2 separate regions of the Homo sapiens genome follow, and region 1 is linked to region 2. A link is a loop called in an ENCODE intact Hi-C map of the cell type or tissue named here. Cell type or tissue: GM12878. All regions are shown on one strand.

Evidence for each region. Peaks named below come from ENCODE experiments on the same cell type or tissue, not always from the same donor. Only the 100,000 strongest peaks of a DNase experiment are listed, where the experiment ranks them.
Region 1: a loop joins it to region 2, with 2.8 times the contacts of the local background. A loop is called at or near these places in 1 of 110 quality-filtered maps.

Annotation. Positions count from the first base shown.
Region 1 is chrX:123,449,177-123,451,676 of GRCh38, reverse strand. The region is part of intron 12 of GRIA3 (glutamate ionotropic receptor AMPA type subunit 3); the gene reads right to left. Among named protein-coding and RNA genes, the nearest start is that of GRIA3, 270 kb to the right of the region's middle. In GM12878, a CTCF peak has its summit at 1,266 (motif pointing left); a DNase peak (open chromatin) is centred at 1,302.
Region 2 is chrX:123,590,055-123,592,554 of GRCh38, reverse strand. No RefSeq gene overlaps it. Among named protein-coding and RNA genes, the nearest start is that of THOC2, 140 kb to the left of the region's middle. In GM12878, no CTCF peak of the experiment used is centred here; DNase peaks (open chromatin) are centred at 1,242 and 1,504.

The DNA of each region.
Region 1 (2,500 bases), 140 kb after region 2:
TTTGGCCTCACATTCCACACCTTGTCAGCTCAATCTATATTCAAAATGCAACCACTTCTCCCTACCCTCCTCCTAATTCAAGCTAATCATTGTTCACCTGAAATATTGCAATTGCTTCTTTTTTAAATTGAATTAATTTTTTTTTTTTTTTTTTTTTTTTTTTTTTTTTTTAGAGACAGAGTCTCTCTCTGTTGTCCAGGCTGGCGTGCACTTGTGTGATCCTAGCTTACTGCAGCTTCGAATTCCTAGGCTCAGGGATCCTCCCACCTCAGCCTCTTGAGTAACTGGTACTACAAGCATGTGCCACCTCATCCAGCTAATTTTTTAAAAATTTCTTTGTAGAGATGGAGATCTCACTATTTTGCTGAGGCTGGTCTTGAACTTCTGGGCTCAAGTGTTCCTCATGCCTTGGCCTCCCAAAGTGCTGGAATTATTGGCATAAGCCACCATGCCCGGCCTACAATCACTTCTTAAGTGGTCTGTCTCCCTGCTTCTCAACTTTTGCCCTGACATAGCAGTCTGATTGATCCTTTTACACATAGATTAGATCATGTCATTCCTCTGCTCAAAGTCGGCTAAGTGACTTTCTGTCAAACAGAATATAATCCAGAATTTTTACCACGGTTTGTCTTCTTCACTGCTCTCATCTCTTACCACTCTTTCCCTCACTTACTTCACTCTAGCACATGGACCTTCTTCCTCAAACCTACCAAGTGTATTCCCATGTCAGGGCCTTTGCTAACGCTATTCCATCTGGAATGCTTTTCTCTCCACGCAACTCCACCTCATACTTTCATGGCCTGCTCCTTCCTTTCATTCAGGGTGTCTGATCAAATGTCAGAAAGGCCTTCCACAATCAGCCAAGATGAAATAGCACCTCCACACCAACATTTTGTCTCTTCACCAGCTTTTTGTCTTCATTGCACTTAACACCAACAGAAACATATATGTTATTTACAGAATTTGTTTAATTTTGTCTCACCCACTACAGTGATTACAAGGACTTTGGTTTTGAGCCCTTACAACAATGGCTGTCATATAGCATGTACTTAATAAATATTAACTGAATGAATAAATGCGTAGCTGAGATTTAAACCCAGCTCATTTGACACCAAAGTCTATATTCTCCTTCTTCTCTCTTCCAGAGTTTAGAGAGGTAAAGTTATAATTCCAAGTTTGCATAGATGCAGGGGGACAGAATTAGTATTCAAATCCAGGTGTGCTGGCTTTCAAAAACCTGTGTTGTTTTTTTCTACTACTCTGCACTGCCTCCCAGTGGAAAGATCGTTAGTAGCTACATTGACCAAAACTAGTGAATTGAGTGAAGTTTACTTCTTTGACCTGTTGTTTTGACATGATTTTATATAACCTTGATCTTCTTTCTTGGTTCAGCTTTGAAACCTGTGCAAGATGCTCCGAGGTAAAAGGCACCAATATGATAACTCACTAGCTTGTCACAGGCCCTAAATGCTACCATTAGAGATCATGCCTTCTGTTTGACTTGGTCAAGTTACTTAAATTTCTCTAAGACTCTAATAATTATCTCTGAAATGGAGATAGACTACTAAATGAGATAATTCATGTAAAGCACCCATAACAGTTCTTGGCAAGTAGTAAGTCTTCAATAAAGTAGATTATGCACTCATGGCAAATGGGAAGGTAACATGACCCCACATCCACTGCCTTTGTGTGGTTTGGTTTATTTGAGAATGTGTGCCAGAAGAATACCAGAGGAAGAAGAATCAAGATAGGTCTTGGGGCAGGCAGGCAATGTGGAGTGCCACCCCGATATGTCAGGGGCACGTGAGGGCCTGGGCACATGTGGGTGACAGGAAGTATGGTATCATATTAAGTGTTTTCAGTCCTACTGTGGCACAGATTAGAATTAAAGTTAACTCAACAGATGCTTGGCAGAGAATACTTTACAGTGCCAAATGGGGCCACTAAAATGTTCACTTTCAATATATTCATATTTCACCTTCTCCTGTGGCTCTCGATTTTGAACAGTTGGGTTTAGATTTAAGTCTTTTCCTCCTTGCTGTGTTAGGAGCGTTCTGGTAAGTATTATTTCTAAAGGTGCTATGCTGATTTAAAAAAGGTGGCTGGCTGCAGTTTTGTCTGGCAAACACACTGACTGTGAAAGCTGCAGGAAAATTGATTTTCTGGCATTTGCGTGTCCTGGCATAAACTGCACGCCATGGAAGCTCAAGTTACAGAAGCTTCTGATAAGTGCAGCAAGTGAGGTTGACTTCATGAAATGATTAGGTTCCACTAATCTTTACCATTGGGGTCAAGGCAATGGTCTCCATATGCAAAATGGCAGATAAAACTACTAATTTGCTGCTATTTCATTAGAGAAGTAGTCAGATAGCCACTTAATCTGATAGCCATATGCAAACACAAATCAGCACACTTATTTAAGTCCCCAATCTTCATGCTCAGGCCCTGATCTCAAATTGTCTTTATTCTGCCTTGGCCAGCATGAGTGCTGTGGAGAAGC
Region 2 (2,500 bases):
GATAAATTTTGGAATACAGCTCATTACAGATCGTTATTAAGCTAATCAGACAGGCTTTCCCCACTAGGGAGCCTGAGTAAATGGATTTGCAGGTTGGTCTCTATATCAAAAATGAGTGTCACTCCTTTTCTATAACTCTGGACAAATAGAGATTTTTTTTTTTCTTTTCAAGGTTGGTATAATTATTTTTGACAGAAAATGTGTTGGCTGAAGGAAATACTCTCTTCTATTTTGGTGGTAGAGGTCATTATTCTGGGAAGGATATCAGCTTAGAGCAACTTTTAAAAACATTGGAGTTAGGCTGCATGCAGTGACTCACGCCTTAATCCCAGCACTTGGGGAGGCTGAGGTGGAAGGATCCTTTGAGCCTAGGAATTCAAAACCAGCCTGGGCAACATAGCAAGACCCCATTTCTAAAAAAAATAAAAAAAATTAGACATGGTGGACACATGCCTGTAGTCTCAGCTACTCAGGAGGTAGAGGTGGGAGGATTGCTTGAGCCCAGGAGGTCAAGGCTGCAGTGAGCTATGATTGTGCCACTGTGCTCCAGCCTGGACAACAGAGACACTGTCTCCATTAAAACAAAAGATTGGAGTTTTAATTTTTCAAATACATTTTCTCGTTATAACTAAAATAAGACTAATTGAGTCAATTTACATGACAAATTTTCCCAGGGTCTCTAACCCTTCAGTTCTGTTGGCAGACAGGAAATATTGATGTCTGGTGTCCTAGAAACAAGAATATGCTAACCTTTGAAGAAAGAACATTTTGTGTAATAGAAGACATCAGCCAGAGAGACCTTTCATGTAATCCTTCTCTAATCATTTTAGAATCAGTATATTAAAAGATGGTCATTAGGAATATTTCAAGGGCTACATCCCATTGCTCCCTGCAGGATATGTCCAGGGGAATTCTGACTTTGCCTACTGGCTAAATATAGTCTTAAATCTTTGTCAAAGTAACAAATAGATGTCCAACATGCACTCTCTGCCTCTGTGAGGCATTGAAGTCACTGAGGTACGAAATAAGTAATTTGCTTATTTATATTTAGTCAGAAAGCTTTCTTAAGACACTTTTAAACCCTAGTTCAGTGAATGCTACTTCCATTTATCCACCATATTTGGAGAACACGTTCAATGGCTTAAGTGAGACCGATGCTAAAATGAAAGTAGCAAGTGATGTTTCATTAAAATTCTGATTCATGTAGCCTAGTTAAATATTAACAGTATGTCCTCTTTTGAGAAAGGATGGGAGAACACTTTGTTTTAAATGGGGAGAGAGGGCCTGGACAGGGTGAAAGTGAGGTAAGATAGCAAGCATTCTTCTAGGTGCTACAGTGAAGCATAGAAACAGCATTTATTCTCCCCTCCTTGTCTTTTTTTTTATCCAAGGCATTTAGAGGTCAAAGAGCTATTATCCTGTAAGCAAAACTACTTCATTACGTGATTACTTTTGGTTCACTTTACACAATAAACACGTTCCTGGAAAGCTGTCTTGGGTGCACAAGCACAAATCAAATAGTTTTCCTGTTGACTCACACTTTCGCTTCTGATCTTCATTTGTCAGCAGATTCTAAAGCTAACCCAGTCAGGTAGTTAATAAGAGGTACTTAAACACAGAAGGGGATATAACCCCAGTGAATTATTCCACGAAACAAGCATTAAGAAAATGAATGTGCACTCTTGTATCCTAAATTTGAATTTCATATATTGGCTTTCCTAAAAGTGAAGACCAGCTAAATTTTTTCCCTTAACTATTATGTCTATTGTGATAATTCCCTCTGCATTCAAGACACCAGGTTTTCTGGATTCATTTATTCATCTAATTATTGGTCATCACCTTGCAACAATAACAGAACAATCATTTGTTCTCAAACACTGATTGATCATGTACGATGTGAGACACTGCACTTGGTCCTGGGGATCTACAATCAAGTAAGGAAAGACCTCTGTCAAGATGGTCACAGTCTGGTAAGGGAGGGAGATAAATTAATAGGCAATTCCTATGCAGTTTGAATACTGCTTTAATAGGAAAAGTACAGGGTGCTAAGGAAGCACAGAGGATGGGTGGGAGGTTGGAGGGAGAGGAGTTCAAGGTTTTATGATGTCTGTAAGAGCCCAAATCTCAGGCAAAGTCATCTGTTAGCACATGTTAAAGTTTTATTTAACCAGTTAATGAAAGAACAGATACAGAAGAATGCTGATTCAAAGAGCATTTGAGAAGCAGGGATTCATGTAGTCAGTTGGGGGAAAAAAAGCCAAAGTAACATTACTAAGTTACATTCAACTTTGGCTAATGTCTTATTGTGCAATAAACTGAAAGTTTTTGGGTTATCCACTAAACCAACCAACCTTCCCCCCAAAACTAAACCACATCTTAGTAGTTTTCTGTGAGTTAACCTCTAGCGTTATAAGACTAAAATCATCTGGACCATAATTAATTATGGATAGTTGGTCAAAGTTACAAATCTTGAGAGAGGTGACTGATAGGCCTATTAGAA